Regions from separate parts of the Homo sapiens genome. Here regions 1, 2 and 4 are each linked to region 3. A link is an interaction called in ENCODE POLR2A ChIA-PET data of the cell type or tissue named here. Cell type or tissue: OCI-LY7. All regions are shown on one strand. Region 1 overlaps NCOA3 (nuclear receptor coactivator 3). Region 2 overlaps NCOA3 (nuclear receptor coactivator 3). Region 3 has its middle 28 kb from the start of LINC01754. Region 4 overlaps EYA2 (EYA transcriptional coactivator and phosphatase 2).

Region 1 (5,000 bases), 78 kb after region 3:
CAGCAAAAGAGGTTTGAAAAACCGGGACTATGAATGATATAATGTATATTAAGCATTTAACACTGCCCAGGGACAGACACACAAATAGTAACTTTTAATAGCTATATATATATATTTAAAAAAAATTTTTTTTTTTGAGATGGAGTCTCGCTCTGTTGCCCACCTGGAGTGCAGTGGCACGATCTCCGCTCACCACAACCTCCGCCTCCTGAGTTCAAACAATTCTCCTGCCTCAGCCTCCCCAGTAGCTGGGACTACAGGCGCGCACCACCATGCCTGGTTAATTTTGGTATTTTTAGTAGAGATGGGGTTTCACTGTCTTAGTCTTGAACTCCTGATGTCGTGATCCACCCCCCTCGGCCTCCCAAAGTCCAAAGTGCTGGAAATACAGGCATGAGCCACCACACCCGAGCTTTTTCTTTCTTTCTTTTTTTTTTTTTTTTTTCTTTTTTTTAAGACAGGTCACTGGGTCACTCTGTTACCCAGGCTGGGGTACAGTGGCATGATCTCGGCTCACTGCAGTCTGCCTTCTGGGTTTAAGCGATTCTTATGCCTCAGCGTACTGAGTAGCTGGGACTAGAGGCATGCACCACCACTCCCAGCTAATTTTTTATTTTTTAGTAGAGACGGGATTTCACTATGTTGGCTGGTCTTGAACTTCTGGCCTCAAGTGGTCCGCCCACCTCAGCTTCCCAATGTGTTAGGATTACAGGCGTGAGCCACTGCCCTCAGCCTTAATACCAATATTATCATCAATCAATAAGTGGTAGCTTTTCTGTGGTATATCCAGACAATGGCATATTATTCAGTACTAAAAAGAAATGTGCTATCAATTCATGAAGAGATGTGAAGAAAACTTTAAGTTTTCACTTAGTGAAAGAAGCCAATTTGGAAAGGCCACATACTGTGTGATTCTAACTATGTGACATCTTAGAAAAGGCAAAATTTTGGAAACACTAGAAAGATCAGTGGTTGCCAGGAGTTAGTGGGGAGGAAAGAATGAGTAGACAGAGCACAGTACTCAGGGTAGTGAAACTACTCTGTATGATAGATACTATAATGGTAGATACATGTTGTTATAAATTGTTCCAAACTCATAAAATGCACGATACCAGGAGTAAACTCTAATGTGAACTACACACTCTGGATGATAATGATGCCTCAGTGTAGGTACAAATGTATCAAGATGGTGGGGGGATGGTGATAGGGGAGGCTACACATGGGTTTGGGCAGGAGGTATATGGCAAATCTCTGTATCTTCTGTTCAATATTGCTGTGAACCTAAAACGCCTCTAACAAAATAAAGTGTTAAAAAATAAATGGCAGCTTTTATCTTTTCTACCCAGGAATAGGAACTGAAATATAGATCAGGACACAGGGAAGAGAATTTTATTGGAATAAGAGGGTAGAAGACAGAGCAAGGGTCTAGACTATCAAGCAACTGACATATAAATAAGATACACACATAGAATTAGAAAGATGGTGGTTGAAATGAAAATTAATAGTCAGATTATGAAAATCTTTGGGAGCTCCATGTGAAGTTTAGTTTCGAATTTTAGACAATAAAAAACAAAGGTTCCAAGCAGTCAAGCAGGCTGGGTGCAGTGGCTCAAGCCTGTAATCCCAGCACTTTGGGAGGCCGAGGCAGGCATATCATTTGAGGTCAGGAGTTCAAGACTAGCCTGGCCAACATGGTAAAACCCTGTCTCTACAAAAAAGTACAAAAATAAAATTAGCCAGGCATAGTGGCACACACCTGTAGTCCAAGCTGCTCGGGAGGCTGAGGTGGGAAAATTGCTTGAACTGAGGAGGCAGAGATTGAGCCAAGATCACGCCACTGCCCTCTAGCCTGGGCAAGAGTGAGACCCTGTCTTAAAAAAAAAAAAAAAAAAATTTGCTGGGTGCAGTGACTCACATCTATAATCCCAGCACTTTGAGAGGCCTAGACGGATGAATCACTTGAAGTTAGGAGTTTGAGACCAGCCAGCATGGTGAAACCTCATCTCTACTAAAAATACAAAAATTAGCCAGTCGTGGTGGCACATGCCAGTAATCCCAGCTACTCGGGAGGCTGAGGCAGGAGAATTGCTTGAACCTTGGAGGTGGAGGTTGCCATGAGCTGAGATAGCACCACTGCACTCCAGCCTGGGTGACAGCGAGACTCCGTCTCCTCCCCAAAAAAATTACCTTATAATATTTTTTACTATAACGAAACAGTACAGAGTAAAAAGAGATGAGAAAGAGAAGAAACTGAAGCAGCAGTTAATTCCCTTTAGATCTATTCCATCTTCTTCAAGTATTCGCTAATAATCCCAGTTGAAAAGGACTTTTCTTCCTCTGAACTTGTGAACCACCTGCTTATGTTGATGCAATTACATTTTCTTCTTTTTTTCTTTTTTCTTTTTCTTTTTTTTTTTTTTTTTGAGAAGGAGTCTTGCTCTGTCGCCCAGGCTGGAGTGCAGTGGTACGATCTTGGCTCACTACAACCTCTGCCTTCCGGGTTCAAGTGATTCTCCTGCCTCAGCCTCCCTAGTAGCTGGGATTACAGGTGCTCGCTACTACACCTGGCTAATTTTTGTATTTTTAGTAGAGACGGGTTTTTGCCATGTTGGCCAGGCTGTTCTCGAACTCCTAACCTCAGGTGATCTGCCTGCCTCGGCCTCCCAAAGTGCTGAGATTACAGGCGTGAGCCACCACGCCTGGCCAATTACATTTATTTTTCAACTAGATTATAAACTCCTAGATCACAAAGGGATTCTAACAGTCACATTACTTAGCACAATTCTTTGAAAAACAGTGGTACTGAATAAAAACATTTAAATGATGTAAAGAAGGATCGTCCAGTCCTAGGGCAATTTAGAAAACATGGAATGTACTCTAAGGCTGATATGATTTTCCTGGGACAACTCTGTGAGGGAGACACAGGTCCCAAGCAAATCCCTAGGAATATTTAATTTTAACTCCATTTCCAGGTAGAAAAACTGACTCGAGGGTTGAATTCTAAAAACTTTCACATCCAGGCCAGCCATGATGGCTCACACCTGTAATCCTAATACTCTGGGAGGTCGAGGTGGGAGAATTGCTTGAGTCCAGGAGTTCATTACAAGTCTGGGCAACATAGGGAGACCCCGTCTCTGCCAAAAAAAAAAAATTAGCTGGGCATGGTGGTGCGCACCTGTAATCCCAGCCACTCAGGAGACTGAGGTGGGAGGATCGCTTAAGTCCAGGAGTTCCAGGCTGCAATGAGCCATGATTTCACCACTGTACTCCAGCCTGAGAAACAGAGGGAGACCCTGCCTCAAAATAAATAAATTAAATTGGGGGAAAAAAAAAGAAACATAATTGAAAAAAATAATAGAGGATTTTCTTTTTCTGTTTTTTTTTTTTTTTTGAGACAGAGTTTCGCTCTTGTTGCCTGCCCAGGCTGCAGTGCAATGGCATGATCTCGGCTCACTGCAACCTCCACCTCCCGGGTTTTCAAGAGATTCTCCTGCCTCAGCCTCCCGAGTAGCTGGGATTACAGGCATGCACCACTAAGCCTGGCTACTTTTGTATTTTTAGTAGAGATGGGGTTTCACCATGTTGGTCAGGCTCGTCTCGAACTCCTGACCTCAGGTGATCTACCTGCCTCGGCCTCCCAAAATGCTGGGATTACAGGGGTGAGCCACCATGCCTGGCCAATAGAGGATTTTTAAAGCTTATAAAAGGATTACTCCTTACCTTCAAGAAATAGACAATTTGAATCCACGCTACCAATCAAGAAGTACTGACTCACATGCACACGAACAATTAAGATTCATCTAAGAAATGACTGGTGCGGTGGCTCACGCCTGTAACTCCAGCACTTTGTGAGGCCGAGGTGGGTGGATCACTTGAGGTCAGGAGTTTGCAACCAACCTGGCCAACATGGTGAAACCTCATCTCTACTAAAAATACAAAAATTAGGTGGGCGTGGTGACGGGCACCTGTAATCCCAGCTACTCAGGAGGCCGAGGCAGGAGAATCGCTTGAACCTGGGAAGTGGAGGTTGCAGTGAGCCGAGATTGTGCCACTGCACTCCACACTGGGTGACAGAGCGAGACTCCATCTCAAAAAAAAAAAAGAAAAAGCCAGGCACGGTGGGTCACGCCTGTAATCTCAGCACTTTGGGAGGCCGAGGCGGGTGGATCACTTGAGGTCAGAAGATCAAGACCACCCTGGCTAACATGGTGAAATGCTGTCTCTACTAAAAATATGAAAAGCCAGGCGTGGTGGCGTGTGCCTGTAGTCCCAGTTACTCAGGAGGCTGAGGCCGGAGAATTGCTTGAACCTGGGAGGCCGAGACTACAGTGAGTCAAGACTGCACCATTGTACTCCAGCCTGGGTGACAGAGCGAGACTCCATCTCAAAAAAAAAAAATGATATTTTTAGTTTTGGTGTTCTGGTAATTTACCTACATTAGATGGTACCTGAGATGGGCCCAACAACTAGACTAGAAAGCAGTGGAGAAACAAGGGAGAAGATGGAGAAAAAACAGTATGTCTGAAACCAAGGGAAATTAGTCTGAAAGACTGATAAAAAGACGGTGATTAAGAACTGAATATCAGGTTAAGAAATTTGGAGCCAGGCATGGTGGCACACACCTGTAATTCTAGCACTTTGTGAGGCCCACTTGGGAGGATTGCCTGAGACCAGGAGTTCAAGACCAGCTTGGGCAATGTGGCAAAACTCTTGTCTCCACAGAAAATTTTTTTTTTTGAGAGAGTCTCGCTGTGTTGCTCAAGCTGGAGTGCAATGGCACAATCTCGCTCACTGCAACCTCTGCCTCCCAGGTTCAAGAGATTCTCCTGCCTCAGCCTCCCAAGTAGCTGGGACTATATAGATGCCCACCACCACGCCTGGCTAATATTTGTATTTTTAGTAGAACCGGGGTTTCACCATGTTGGTCAGGCTGGTCTCGAACTCCTGACCTTGTGATCCGCCGGCTTCAGCCTCCCAATGTGCTGGGATTACAGGTGTGA
Region 2 (5,000 bases), 98 kb after region 3:
CTCTGCCTTATCGCAAGGATAGAGGGCTCTCTGTATCCCAGGTTCTTGCCCTAGTGTGCTGGAAAGATCGGATCACACACGGACTTGGAGAATGAGTGCAAGGTTTTTTTGCTTTTTTTTTTTGAGACCGAGTCTCACTCTGTTGCCAGGCTGGGGTGCAGTGGCGCAATCTCGGCTCACTGCAGCCTCCTCCTCCCAGGTTCAAGTGACTCTCCTGCCTCAGCCTCCCGAGTAGCTGGGATTACAGGCATGCACCACCACATCTGGCTAATTTTTGTATTTTTAATAGAGATGAGGTTTCACCATGTTGGCCAAGATGGTCTTGATCTCCTGACCTTGTGATCCGCCCATCTCAGCCTCCCAAAGTGCTGGGATTACAGGTATGAGCCACTGCGCCCGGCCGAGTGCAAGGTTTTATTGAATGGTGGAAGTAGCTCTCAGCAGATGGATGGGGAGCCATAAGAGGGATGGAGAGGGAAGGTGATCTTCCCCTGGAGCTGGGCTGCCCAGCAGCTGGACTCTACTCCGACCACCCCCTATCAAATTCTGCATCAACTTAAATGTAGATGGCTGGCTGGCGCTGCTGGTGTCTGTCAGTGTGCTGTTCTGCTCCTCTGTTCCTCTCGATGTCCAGCCGCTTGTGTGTGTGTCTGCTTAAGGTCCTGGGCTTATATGAGCACAAGATAGGGGGGCATGGCAGGCCAAAAGGCAACTTTTTGGGTGCGTAAACAGAAATGCTTGTTCTCACTTAGGTCCGTGAGCACAGGCCCGAGGGTGGAGCACTCACCATGTACCCTACTCATCTCTACCCAGCACTTACTTCCCTGCCCTTCTCCCATATCAAGACTACAGGTGTGCACCTACATGCCCAGCTAATATGATAAAATTTTTTTGTAGAGAGTGTCTTGCCACATTGTCCACACCTCAAGTGATCCTCCTTCCTTGGCCTCCCAAAGTGTTGGAATTACTGGCATGAGCCCCCTATCCGGCCAGTGAATGTTAATGCTTACCTGGTATATGCAAAGCATCCTAGGAGATAGAAAGTTTTGCAAGAAAAGGTCCCTGCCCAAAAAGGAGCTTATTTTTTGGTGCAGACAATATATCCTATACACATTTTGTCTCCTTTACAGGAAAATAATGTATTATCATTTACTGCAAAACAAATTGTTGTCATGCCTTTGTCATTCTAAAGCTTGTAGGGGCTCTTTGCCTCTTTATTAAGTGATGATTGATATCTGTGCTTTGAGTTCTTATTTATTTGTTTTTAAAATAGAGATGAGTCTCACTTTGTTGCCCAGGCTGATCCCAAACTCCTGGTTTCAAGCCATCCTCCTGCATGGGCCTCCTAAAATGCTGGGATTACAGGTATGAAGCCATTGTGCCCAGCCTCACTGTTTTTTTCTTTTTTTTTTTTTTTTTTGAGACAGTCTTGCTTTTTCACTCAGGCTGGAGTGCAGTAGTGCAATCTCGGCTCACTGCAACCTCCGCCTCCTGGATTCAAGCAATTCTCCTGCCTCAGCCTCCTGAGTAGCTGGGATTACAGGTGTGCGCCACCATGCCCGGCTAATTTTTTTTTTTTGTATTTTTAGTAGAGACGGGGTTTCACCATGTTGGTCAGGCTGGTCTCAAACTCCTGACCTTGTGATCCATCCACCTCGGCCTCCTAAAGTGCTGGGATTACAGGCGTGAGCCACCGCGCCCGGCCTGTTTTGTTTTAAGCAAAGAAGTTCTTCATATTTATAGATGCTGTCTGGTTTAGAGGATATGCTATCTATCCATATACAACTGAGTTCTCTACATTTCCTTGGTCTGGAAGGGACTAAATCTTTTAGACAAGGAGAAGGAAAGTTGGTAAAAGTAGTGCTTTTCAGTTACGTTCTTTACTTGTAGCGTTGTAAAGAACTTATCAGAGAAGTAAATTGAGTGTAATTTACTTTTGCCTGTGGTCATCACTTCTACCTCTTAATGGAGTGTTTTTCTATAGAAAGGTTATAGAATGTAACTCAAACTTTTATTTTTGTGATAATCGGCGGGGGTGGGGGGGGGAAGTGTTGGGAAAACAGGTGTGAGCCATTGCACCTGTTCTATTTTATATTCTGCTAGGAAAGAAAATGTAAAACTGCCAAATTAGCTAGTTCAACAAATGACCACCTATAAAAACCAAGGGGTTTACATAGGGTTTTTTTTTTTTTTGAGATGGAGTCTTGCTCTGTCGCCCAAGCTGGAGTGCAGGTGGCACGATCTCAGCTCACTGGAACCTCTGCCTCCCAGGTTCAAGTGATTCTCCTGCCTCAGCCTCCTGAGTATCTGGGACTACAGGTCCTTGTCACCACACCCGGCTAATTTTTTCTACTTTTAGTAGAGATTGGGTTTCACTGTGTTAGCCAGGATGGTCTTGATCTCCTGACCTGGTTGTGATCTGCCCGCCTCGGCCTCCCAAAGTGCTAGGATTACAGGCATGAGCCACTGTGCCTGGCTGTTTGTTTGTTTGTTTGAGACAGAGCTTTGCTCTTTCTCCTAGGCTGGAGTGAAGTGGCTCAATCTTGGCTTACTGCAACCTCCACCTCCTGGGTTCAAGTGATTCTCCTGTCTCAGCTTCCTGAGTATCTGGGATTACAGGTGCCTGCCACCATGCCTGGCTAATTTTTGTATTTTTAGTAGAGACAGGGTTTCACTATGTTGGCCAGGCTGGTCTTGAACTCCTGACTTCAGGTGATCCACCCACCTTGGCCTCCCAAAGTGCTAGGATTACAGGCATGAACCACCGCGCCTGGACTAATAGGTTTTTAAGCTCTAACTTTGGGGGAAAAAAACCCAAGATGATTAAAAATGTCCCATTTAGATGATCTTTAGTTGACTTGACACAAGTCTTTTGGTCTGGACTGCTATAGTAATTCACGATGTGGTTTTTTTAGGCACTGCGTTAGAAGCGAAGAATAATATTAATTTATTTGGGGTAGAGAGTAGTGGTGAACCTGACTTGTAACATTCTGTTTAAGAGAGTCTGATGTTCCAGTCTGTAACTGCAATTGGAAGAGCTTTGGAAAAATGATTTGTGGACACATAAGATACTTTTTAAAAACATAATTTTCTCTGCCTCCTTAAAGAAGTTTGTGTTTCTTAAATAACCAGCATTATTACTATTCTTTTTTTTTTTTCTTGAGACACCTGTCACCCAGGCTAGAGTGCAGTGGTGTGACCTCAGCTCACTGCAACCTCTGCCTCCCGGGTTCAAGTAATTCTCCTGCCTCAGCCTCCTGAGTAGCTGGGATTACAAGATTACAGGCGTGTGCCACCATGCCAGTCTAATTTTTGTAATTTTAGTAGAGACAGGGTTTCCCCATGTTGGCCAGGCTGGTCTCGAACTCCTGACCTCATGATCCTCCCACCTTGGCCTCCCAAAGTGTTGGGATTTCAGGCGTAAGCCACTGTGCCCAGCCACTATTCTTCTCTTTCAGATGAATCTAAAAGATGTTTAGTTTTCAGAAACTGGAGAAGATGTTATATTCTCACTTTTCCCTGTTAAGTTTCAGCATCTGTTCTGGCTGTTTTACTTTTTCTCAAACCTTTTATTTAGAACAAAAACTTGGATGAATTGATTTCAAGACTTCACTTTGCCTTTGGGTAAGGTTTTCCTTAGTGGTTTGCCTGAGTTGTGTTTTAGTATCTTTCTTGGGTTGCTTAGCTTTTTCAGCCTTTGGGACAATCTGTTGACTTAGTTGTGAATTTTAGCTTTTCATTTCTTGTGCCATAGAATTTGTATGTGCTGCCAGGCATGGTGGCATGTTCCTGTAGTCCCAGCTACTTGATAAGGTGGCTTGATAAGCTACTTGATAAGGTGGTAGGAGGTAGCTTGATCCCAAGAGTTTGAGGCTGCAGTGAGCTCTGGTCATACCATCGTACTATATGTAGCCTGGGTGACAACGATACCCTGTCTCCAGGAAAAAATAAAATAAAAGTTATGCTAATAGAACATAAACTATTTGAGGACTGGGAGGTATCTGTTTTGTTTACTGCTATATCCTTAGTGCTCAGAATGGTGGCAGACACATAGTAGGTACTCAAATATTTGCTGAATAAATTTAGAGTAGCAGTAGCAGGTTTTTATTTATTGAGCACACACTGAATGGCAAAGTGCTAAGCTCTTTGAATGGATTTGGTGGTTTTTCCATTTTATAGCTTGTTTTCTGTTCATATGATAGTTTATGAATGGGTGTGAGGGAGGAAGGAGGAGATGAAGCCAGCGTTGTTGAGGATGCTGCTAGCTATTACCAAATTTCATCAAGTTTAAGATACCATCAATTATAGAACACAACATTATTTTACGTATTACTAGGTCTCAAACTCCTGGCCTCAAGTGATCCGCCTGCCTTGGCCCCCCAAAGTGTTGGGATTACAGGTGTGAGCCACCGCACCCGGCCTATTTTATGTACTACTGGGAAAGAAAATGTAAAACTTTCAAATAAATAATTGGATACTGCCAATAACATGACATATTCTGATTTTAAAGATGTAAAAATATGAACAAACCCCAAAATATTTAAGGGATACTAGTTTTACATAAACTCTCATTTAACAATCATGAAACCTTCTAGAGTTGGATATTACTATCTTCATTTGAGAGAGGAGGAAATTGAAGCTCATGGGTTAATTACATAAGCTCTCCAGTAGAGGATCCAGATTGAGGTCTCTCAGATTTCGGAGGCCATGCCCTTTTTACCACCCTACATTGCCTTAGGAGTCAAGGAAATAAAATAGTACATTGGCCTGTATGTCAACTTTGGCTTGAAGATAGTCAACTTTGGCTTGGAGATACTTAGTTGGCATGGCTTTAAACATTTTCTTTGAAATGGATTTTTCCTATTTTTCCTTAAAATCAAATATCTTGGCTGGGGCGCGGTGGCTTACACTTGTAATCCCAGCACTTTGGGAGGCCGATGAGGGTGGATCATCTGAGGTCAGGAGTTCGAGACCAGCCTGGCTAACATAGTGAAACCCCC
Region 3 (5,000 bases):
GTCTTTACAAAAAAATAAAAAAAACTAGCCAGGTGCAGTAGCATGCCAGTGGTTCCAACAGCTGGGGAGACTGAGGAGGGAGGATCACCTGAGCTCAGGAAATCGAGGCTGCAATGAGCCATGATCATGTCATTGCATTCCAGCCTGGGCAACAGCAAGAACCTGTTTCAAAAAAAGAGAAAAGGCAAAAATTTTTTTTTCTTGAGACAGAGTCTCACTCTGTTGCTCAGGGTGGAGTACAGTGGTGCGATCTTGGCTCACTGTAACCTCCACCTTCCAGGTTTGAGTGATTCTCCTGCCTCAGCCTCCCAAGTAGCTGAGAATACAGGTGTGTGCCACCAGGCTTGGCTAATATTTGTATTTTTAGTAGAGATGGAGTTTCACCATGTTGACCAGGCTGGTCTTGAACTCCTGACTTCAGGTGATCTGCCCACCTCGGCCTCCCATAGTGTTGGGGTTACAGGCATGAGCCACTGTGCCCAGCCAGAAAAGACAAATCTATTTTTTTGTTTGTTTGTTCTTTTTTTGAGTTGGAGTCTTGCTCTGTCGCCCAGGCCGGAGTGCCGTGGCGCCATCTCGGCTCACTGCAACCTCCACCTCTCGGGTTCATGCCATTCTCCTGCCTCAGCCTCCCGAGTAGCTGGGATTACAGGCACGTGCCACCACACCCGGCTAATTTTTGTATTTTTAGTAGAGAAGGGGTTTCGCCTTATTGGCCAGGCTGGTCTCGAACTCCTGACTTCGTGATCCACCCGCCTCAGCCTCCCAAAGTGCTGGGATTACAGGCATGAGCCATCGCGCCCAGCCAGAAGAGACAAATCTATTAAGGCAAAAAGTACATTAGTGGTTGCCTGGAGCTGGGAGTGGGATCAGAGATTAAGGATAAGCAGGCCTGAGAGTTCCTGCTGGGGTGATGAAAAAGCTGCATTATATTAAAAATTTACTAAAAATAATCGAATTACACAAACAAAAGCAGTAGATTTCATGGCATGTAAATTACATAGCAATAAAACTGTCTTTTAAAAAAGAGAGGAAGAAAAGAAGAAGCAAAAGAAAAGAGGCCGGGCACAGTGGCTCATGCCTGTGATCCCAACACTTTGGGAGGCCAAGGCGGGTGGATCACCTGAGGTCAGGAGTTCGAGACCAGCCTGGCTAACACGGCAAAACCTTGTCTCTACTAAAAATACGAAAGTTAGCTGGGTGCTGTGGCGTGCGAGTGTAGTCCCAGCTACTTGGGAGGTTGAGGCAGGAGAACCGTTTGAACCCAGGAGGCAGAGGTTGCAGTGAGCCGAGATCACACCACTGCACTCCAGCCTGGGCAACAGAGCAAGACTCCGTCTCAAAAAAAAAAGAGAGAGAGAGAAAAAAAAAAAAAAAAGAGGAAGAGGAAGCGGAAGAATAACCACCCAAACCAATCGGTCTGCAGGGCTTGGGATTCAGCTTTTAAAAATTACATACATTTGCCCAACTCCAATCTTCCAGTTGTTCCCACTCTCCACAATTTCTTGAAGATTACTGCCTGCATTTCCTCGGTCACATGTGCCAATTATTTCAGTCCTCTGGAATGTCATTCATCAGGTTTAGAAACTTTTCGACAAGGTGAATATGGTAACGAAGTCCAAGAGTTGGATGTTTTCCCGCCCTTCTGAACCTCTTCCCTTCGCATACTCTTCTCCTCTGATGACTTCTCCTTTAGTCCGTGTTTACATTTTGTGATTTCTTAGACGTGAGCTCCTAGGCAACAGAAAGAGCTGGGGTAGTTGCGTGCACAGTGAGATGCACCTTAGGAAACTGTGGGCTTCTGGGGTGGCCTTCCCCTAAGTTCCCTGTGTGACTGTTGTAGATGTTTGTAGCTCAGTCTACCTAGCAACCCCTCCTCCTTCTGGAAACAGCTCTAGGTTTCCTGGGTGGGGTTTCCTTCTCCCCCTTGGTGTCTGTGGTCCTGGTGAGGCAGACCGCCACCCATGGGCTCCAGGAATAAGCAGGCGACTCAGGTCAATCCGGACACCAACATAGCTCAGCTCTGGCTGTGGTGATTGGCTGAAAGATGGACATGTGACCTAAGAGAGTCCAGTGAAAGTCAGTTCTGAGATGTTTTCTAGAAATACTGGAAAAGAGATGTTCTTTTTCTACCATGATTGCTTTGTGGTGGGATGTAAGGTTGACTGCTGTGAGCCTCGCTGGGCCACCATATGGGAAATTACCAAGAATGAAGCATTTACCTTTCCTATAGTCCCTGAAAAAAAAAAATAAAAATAAAAATGAAAATAAAAATAAAAATGAAGCTAACACAGGCCGGGCACTGTGGCTCATGCCTGTAATCCCAGCACTTTGGGAGGCCGAGGTGGGCACATCACCCGAGGTCAGGAGTTCGAGACCAGCCTGGCCAACATGGTGAAACCCCGTCTCTACTAAAAAAATTACAAAAATTAGCCAGGCGTGCTGGCATGTGCCTGTAATCCCAGCTACTCAGGAAGCTGAGGTAGGAGAATTGCTTGAACCCTGGAGGTGGAGGTTGCAGTGAGCTGAGATGGTGCCACTGCCCTCCAGCCTGGGCGACAGAGTGAGATCCGTCTCAAAAAAAAAAAAAAAAAAGTTAAATAAAGGAAATGGATCAGGAAATAGAGACAGCCAGACGCAGTGGCTCACGCCTGTAATCTCAGCACTTTGGGAGGCCGAGGCGGGTGGATTGATTGAGACCAGGAGTTTGAGACCAGCCTGGCCAACATGGTGAAACCATACAAAATTAACTGGGCGTGGTGGTGCATGCCTTTAATCCCAGCTACTAAAGAGGCTGAAGCAGAAGAATTGCTTGAACCCGAGAGATGGAGGTTGCAGTGAGCTGAGATCGCATCACTGCACTCCAGCCTGGGCTACAGAGCGAGACTCTGTCTCAAAAAAAAAAAAAAAAAAAAAGAAGCTAACACAAAGGAAATGAATCAAGAAATAGGGAAACAGTACTGATCTCACTGTGTGAGCCTCTGGGTCCATCCATACCTAAAGCTGGTACAAGCTGTACCCTTGCTATCAGGTGAGCCTGTGAATTCTCTTTTCATAACCAATTTGATCGTGATTTTTGTCACTTGTTGGCAAGAATAACACAGTGTCTGGCCAGGTGCGATGGCTCACATCTGTAATTCTAGCACTTTGGGAGGCCAAGGGCGAGGGATCACTGGAGGTCAGGAGTTTGAGACCAGCCTGGCCAACATGGTGAAACCCCATTGCTACAAAAATACCAAAATTAGCTGGGTGTGGTGGCAGGCACCTGTAGTTCCAGCTACTCGGGAGGCTGAGGCAGGAGAATCGCTTGAACCCGGGAAGTGGAGGTTGCAGTGAGCCGAGATCATGCCACTGTGCTCTAGCCTGGATGACAGAGTGAGACTCTGTCTCAAAAATAAATAAATAAATACATAAATAAAATAAAATAAAAATAAAATAATGAATAAAATTTTTAAAAATGTAAAAAAACCCATCCAGGAATGGCCAGTTATTTCCCAACATCCATTTTTTGCCCTTCTTCACATTAAGAGAGTCCAATTTTTTCTCTTTTTTTTTGTGAGGGGACAGGGTCTCAGTGTGTTACCGAGGCTGGAGTGCAGTGGAACAATCACAGTTCACTGCAGTCTCGACCTCCTGGACTCAAGCCATCCTCCCACCTCAGCCTCTCAAGTAGCTGGGACCAGAGACACGTGCCACCACACCTGGCTAAATTTTTTTTCTTTTCTTTTTTTTTTTTGTAGAAACGGTCTCACTATGCTGCCCAGGCTGTTCTTGAACTCCTGGACTCAAGTGGTCCTCTTGTCTCAGCCTCCCAAAGGGCTGGAATGATAGGCATGAGCCACTGTGCTTGGCCAGATTCCAATTTTTATTCTAGCACGTTGCCACCTAGAACTTAGAATAAAGGTTAAATTTCCCGGTTTCCTTTGCAGTTAGGTATAGATGAAAAAGTAGTGTCACTTTATAGCTTAGTCATATGTCTAAGTTCTGGCCAATGAGATGTAAGTTGACATGAGTGGAGGCTCCCAGAAAGGAAAGGGTGCACCCTTTTCTCCCTTCCCGCTTCCTGCTGCCAGGAATGCAGATTTGATGGATGGCATTCCAGCCACTATCTTGAGTCATGTGGATTTAAGAATGGAAGCAGACAGACAGAAACAAGGTTTCTGGGGAAAGAGGACCCACCATGCCAGCCTTGGAGAACTAATCTATAGACTTCTTTTACATGAGAAGAGAAATAAACTTTTATCTCATTGAAGCCACCAATCTGTCCTGTCTCTGTTACTATATCCAAAGTTGAGTCTGATTGACAGTGCCATGTTCCTCACACCCTGGCCACATGTTGTATTATCAGTTATTTTTTCATTTAGCCTATCTGACAGGTGAAAAAGTAGTGTCACTTCATAGTTGTAAATTCATTTCTGATAAGAGCTGATCTTATTTTTGTAGATTTTGAGCCATTTGTGGGATTTTGGGTCTGTGAACCATCTTCCCTCCCTTCCCCTCCTCTTCTCTCCCCTCCCCTCTCCTCTCGTCTTTCTTTTCTCTCCCTGTCTCTCTCTCTCCCTTTCTTTCTTCCTTTTTTTTTTTTTTTTCCAGACAGGGTCTGGCTCTTTCACCCAGGCTGCAGTGCAGTGCTGCAATTATGAATCACTGCAGCCTCCACCTCTCTAGGCTTAAGCAATCCTCCCATTTCAGCCTCCCAAGTAGCTGAGACTATAGGTGTGCGCCACCATGCCCAGCTAACTTTTTTAGGGATGGTGTCTTGCCGTGTTGCCCAGGCTGGTCTCAAACGGCTGGGCTTAAGCAAGCCTCCAGCCATGGCCTCCCCAAGTGCTGGGATTACAGGCCCCATTTCTTTCTTTCTCTCTTTTTTTTTTTTTTTTTTTTTTTTGAGATGGAGTCTTGCTCTGTCGCCCAGGCTGGAGTGCAGTGGTGCGATCTCGGCTCACTGCAAGCTCCGCCTCTGGGGTTCACGCCATTCTCCTGCCTCAGCCTTCCAAGTA
Region 4 (5,000 bases), 440 kb before region 3:
TGGACCTAAGTTGCCATCAATGACTCCTCCATTGACCTTGACCTCATAGCCTACATGGTCCAATATGAATCCATCACGGCAAGTTCAAGGGCAGCAACAAGGTTGAGAACAGAAAGCTATGATCAGTGGGAAGTCCACCTCCATCTGCCAGACACCAGATCCCAAAGAGGGCATTGCTGCCTTCATCACCCTAGAGATGCTTGGAGCTCATCTGAAGAATGGCATCAAAGGGGCATCATTCTGTCCCTTGTGCTGATGGTCTGTGTTTGAGATGAGGGTGACCTACTCCCTTTAGATTTCCAGCATGCCATCTGCTTGTTCCCCCAGAAGGGTCTATGACAACCATGGCATCATAAAAGTACTCATGACCACTGCCTGTGCCCTCTCTGCCCATCTGGCAAGCTGTGGTGCGATGGCCATGGGACTGTTCAGAGTGTATTCAGTGGCACTGCCAAGGCTGTGGCAAGGTCATTCCTGAGCTGAACAGGAAGCTTGCTGACACAGCCTCCTATGTCCCCACCCTCAGTGTGTCTGTCCAGGATCTGACCTGCCATCTAGAAAAAGCTGTTGAGCACAGTGACATCAAGAAAATGTGATGCGGGCACCTGGGGGGTCATTGAAAGAAATTCCGGGCTACACTGAAGACCACGTTGTCGCTTGCAACTGTAACAGTGATGCCCACTTCTCCACCTGTCACACTGGGGCTGGCATTGCCCACAACCACCAGTTGGTCAAGCCTACTTCCTGGTACTGTGATGATGTTTGGCTACAACAACTGCAGGGTGGACTTCCTGGTCCACATGACCTCTGAGGACTAAGGGCTCTGGACCACCAGCAAGTGCATAAGAAGAAGAAAGGCGTTCTCTGCTCTTGGGCAGTCCCTGCCCACCTCTGTGCCAAAGCAGAGAATCTCCACCCTTGACAGTGTCCCATCCAAGGCTCCCAGAGGAGGGAAGGAGCTTAGAGAGCCCTGCCTTATCATGTGTGTTTATGATAAGGATTATCAATGAAGTCCACACCACCCTAACCATGGAGAAAGGAAGCAGAAAGGGAGGCAGAAGATCACTCTACATAGAGTTTAATACACTCACTCTCCAGTTTCTCAATTCCTCCAGGTGTCCTGGGATGAAAAGGTTAAATGCGATTGATACCAGCAGAAAACAGAAAAAAGCCTGTGTTTTTTCAAAAATCACACAATTGCCAAAGGAAAATCTCTTTGCACTTACAAATGCCTGTTTCTCGCTTGCACAGTCTTCCTGAGGTTGCTGGGGTGGGAAAGGGAGAGTATTTACAGGTCTGCGTAGTGGGGGAGGGGAACCTGTCTGCTGGGGAAGGCAGGTTGCTCAATTCAGAGGAACTGGGTGGAAGCTTGAAAAGGAGCTGGGTGAGGCAAACATGCAAATCATGCCATGGAGATTGGCAGAAAAGACGCTTGCCTCCAATTTATGGAATGCCAAGTTAATTCGAGCCCATAGGAATGTTGTTCCCATAGATTTAGATTTTTATGAATATATACATATTTATGAAAGAAAACATTTAAAGTGTTTAATTCAGTAACTTATGCAGTACTAAATGCACTCAAGTCATGGGCTTTTACGAGGAATGAGATTGTGGCTGCTTCAGAATGAGACAGTTCATTCTTGAGCCCTGTGGGAGGATGAAGAAGGAGTGATGGGGTACAGGACACCCCGCCTAGGAGCAAACCCAGGGTAGGGAAATCAGCATTGAGTGAGCACCTACTGTGTGCCAGGGGCTTTCCTTGACATTCGGCTACTGTTGTTCCATCCTTTTCTTTGAATGTGATACATGATGCGAAATATATTTCTGCATTGTTGAATGCACGTGCATGCACACACAACACATTCTCACACCTGGACCTGCAACAAAAGGGTTACACAATTCCTTCTTACTATGGGCAATACCTGCTGCCATCGTATATCATAAAATAGGCAATTCTCCTTTTCTTAATTCCAGTTATGACTCTCTAAATGAACTTCAAGACCACCACCCCCGCCCCAACCCCAGTGGTTTGGGACTTGAACAGAATTTGGCTCAGCCAGGGGGAGGGCATTAAGAGTGTTGACCTTGGACTCACACAGCTTTTGGGTTCAAGTCCCAGTTCCCTTGCCCACGGTTGTGTGACTTGAACAAGGCACTTGACCTTCGGAGCCCCGGTTTCTTCATCTGTACAACGGGGTTAATGGCATCGCGTGCTCAGAGCGCTGTTGTGAGGACTCAATGAGAGCCTGTCTATAAGCAGTTAACAAGGGCCTGGCACATAGTCAACCTCTAAGTGAATGCCAGCTGCTCTTATGACAATGACTGTCATCGTCAGCTGTAGTGTCATGGTTGAGAAGACAGACTCTGGAGCCAGACCACCTGGGTTCAGATCACAGATCCACACCGTACTTCCTGTGTGGCCCTGGGTGAGTTACTTAAGCTCTCTGTGCCTACAGCTGTTCATCTGAGGATGAGAATAGAACCTTTCTCACAGGGTACTTATGAGGATTAAAATAATTAATCCAGGTAAAGAATTTAGAAGAGAGCTTGGCACGTAATAAGCACTGGGTAAATGATGGCTATCAGCATCATCTCATTTAATCCTTTCCTGTCCTTGCAAGATAAGTATTTTCATCCTCATTGCACAGGGGGGAGCCCTGAGGCCCAGAGATCTAGGAACTTGCCTGAAGTCTCATAACTAGGAAGTGGCAGAGTTGCAAGTGCACGTTGGTCTCCTGAGCCTCCAGCGCAGAGGCTGAGGCAGGCTCAGAGCTCCACAGCCTTAGGTTGTGATGATGACGCAGCCACTGCCCTACAGAACAGGGAGTGGGCATTGGCAGGTTGACGCTGTTCCCATCAGTAGACACATTATCTAGAATTTGTCCAGGACTCTGCAGTGAGGACATTGAGTTGCATTGTTCAAGATGACGGAGCACAAAAGTACTTCCCAGTGAACTGTCCCTATGTAAAATTATCCCCGGGCAAACGTCTCTCCCAGCTTAACTCTGTCACCTTTTCGTCACCCCCTGCATATCGCCTCCCATCAATGATTGGACATTGTGTGCTGAGTGATTGGGTGTTAGGTACTTGCATCAGGAGCCCAGGTGTCATCCATCTCTCTGCTCCACCACCCTAGATGGAGCTTAGGAGATGATCGAAGTGGTTCCTTCCCCTAAAGTGTTGGGGCCAGCTGCACCTGCACTCCATGGACTGGAAGTGAGGAGGCAGGGGAGGAACATCAAAGCCATGTCATTAGAAGAAGGGAAATGGAGGTTGGATGAGCAAAGCCAGCCTGTGTCTGCCATTCTGGGGTTCTTGGGGATTGCTTTTGAGGCAGGGAAGGGAGCGGTTTTCCATCCAGGAGTGGAAATGGCACCAGCTTGATTCACTTCCTAGTTGTGCTGCTGCCTGGTCATGTGACTTGGCTCAAGCACATTCTTTCTGTCTCTTTGGCCTCAGTTTCTCCATCTGTACAATGGATGGAGAAATGGACTCTACTCTGATGTTTCAAGGTGCTATGGATTCTTTAGATGTCATTTTTCCTTAACTGCACAGAGACGAAGTGCACCCAGAAAGGGCTCCGAACTCCTCAAGAAGAAGAGTGCTGAGATGTGGCGCCTCAGATAAGCATCTGTGGTGGAGAAAGCCGCGGGCAGCACCCCTCCAAGTCTGCTCCTGCTTAAGTGGTGTCTGAAGTCACCACCTCTGCAGAACATCACCCTAATCGCTAAAACTCTTCCAATTTTTCTTTTTCTCCTGCAGGCATCACCAAATCGGCCCCCCTGAGAGTGTCCCAGCTCTTCTCCAGGTGAGTGCCATTCACTTGTCTCCTGCTCACATGCCCACCTTTTCTTCTTTCTTGGAAGGTAGAGGTTAAGAGAGAGGGCCCTGGAGCCAGATTCCCTGGATAGGAATCCCAGCCGTAGCACTTCCTAGCTGAGTGAGCTTGAGCAAGTCACTCCACCTCCCTGGGCCTGAGCCCTCCCATCTGGGAGCGGGGGACAGTCATGCTGCCTGCCCCCACGAAACCAGCAAAAGCAGGTAAAACACACTTAGAATGGGGCCTGGAGCAGAGTGTCCTCAGAGTCTTAGCTATTATTTTCTTCTTTCTTCTCTTCATTCTTTTTTTTTTTTTTATTCTTTTCTTTCTCCCCTTCCTCTGCTTTCCCATGCATAGGGAATTTCTTAATTTTTCCCTCCCTTTTTGCCACTGTCTTTCTTTCTCCTTTCCTCATTCCTTTCCTTTCCCTTCTTTTCAATCTCCCTTCTATTTTTTTTTTCTCCGAGACAGAGTCTTGCTCTGTCACCCAGGCTGGAGTGCAGTGGCGTGATCTCAGCTCACTGCAACCTCTGCCTCCCAGGTTCAAGTAATTCTGCCTCAGCCTCCCAAGTAGCTGGGATTACAGGCTCCCTTCTTTCTATCCTTATTTTTCTCTCCCTTTTTCTCTTTCCCTTCCTCTCTTCCCTCCCCTTTCGTCCCCCATCCTTTTCTCTCCACCTCTCTCTCCCTTTTCCCCTCCCTCCTTTCATCATTTCTTTACTTTATTTTAAGTTCCAGTATACACATGCAGAACATGCAGGTTTGTTACATAGGTAAACATGTGCCATGGTGGTTTGCTGCACCTGTCAACCCATCACCTAGGTATTAAATTCGACATGCATTAGCTATTCTTCCTGATGCTCTCCCTCTCCCCTACCCTTCCCTAACAGGCCACAGTGTGTGTTGTACCCCTCCCTGTGTCCATGTGTTCTCATTGTTCAGCTCTCACTTGTAAGTGAGAACATGCAGTGTTTGGTTTTCTGTTCCTGCATTAGTTTGCTGAGGATAAGGGTTTCCAGCTTCATCTGTATCCCTGCAAAGGACATGATCTTGTTCCTTTTTATGGCTGCATAGTATTCTATGGTGTATCTGTACCACAATTTCTTTACCCAGTCTATCATTGATGGGCATTTGGGATGATTCCATGTCTTGGCTGTTGTAAATTGTGCTGCAATGAACA

The links. ChIA-PET counts read pairs that join two places held together with the same protein. Peaks named below come from ENCODE experiments on the same cell type or tissue, not always from the same donor. Only the 100,000 strongest peaks of a DNase experiment are listed, where the experiment ranks them.
Region 1: POLR2A ChIA-PET joins it to region 3 with 5 read pairs; 18 of 35 experiments call an interaction of 5 or more read pairs at or near these places.
Region 2: POLR2A ChIA-PET joins it to region 3 with 5 read pairs; 7 of 35 experiments call an interaction of 5 or more read pairs at or near these places.
Region 4: POLR2A ChIA-PET joins it to region 3 with 7 read pairs; 2 of 35 experiments call an interaction of 5 or more read pairs at or near these places.

What each region holds. Positions count from the first base shown.
Region 1 is chr20:47,515,046-47,520,045 of GRCh38, forward strand. All of the region lies in intron 1 of NCOA3 (nuclear receptor coactivator 3), which reads left to right. Among named protein-coding and RNA genes, the nearest start is that of NCOA3, 16 kb to the left of the region's middle. In OCI-LY7, no CTCF peak of the experiment used is centred here; no DNase peak of the experiment used is centred here.
Region 2 is chr20:47,535,404-47,540,403 of GRCh38, forward strand. All of the region lies in intron 1 of NCOA3 (nuclear receptor coactivator 3), which reads left to right. Among named protein-coding and RNA genes, the nearest start is that of NCOA3, 36 kb to the left of the region's middle. In OCI-LY7, a CTCF peak has its summit at 36; a DNase peak (open chromatin) is centred at 2,198.
Region 3 is chr20:47,437,276-47,442,275 of GRCh38, forward strand. No RefSeq gene overlaps it. Among named protein-coding and RNA genes, the nearest start is that of LINC01754, 28 kb to the left of the region's middle. In OCI-LY7, no CTCF peak of the experiment used is centred here; DNase peaks (open chromatin) are centred at 1,426, 2,036 and 2,986; H3K4me3 peaks cover 1,364 bases; H3K27ac peaks cover 4,252 bases.
Region 4 is chr20:46,997,666-47,002,665 of GRCh38, forward strand. EYA2 (EYA transcriptional coactivator and phosphatase 2) reads left to right here. Exons shown (of 16, transcript NM_005244.5): 3 at 3,763-3,808. It also overlaps the pseudogene GAPDHP54. Among named protein-coding and RNA genes, the nearest start is that of EYA2-AS1, 98 kb to the left of the region's middle. In OCI-LY7, a CTCF peak has its summit at 2,648; a DNase peak (open chromatin) is centred at 2,366; H3K4me3 peaks cover 874 bases; H3K27ac peaks cover 1,907 bases.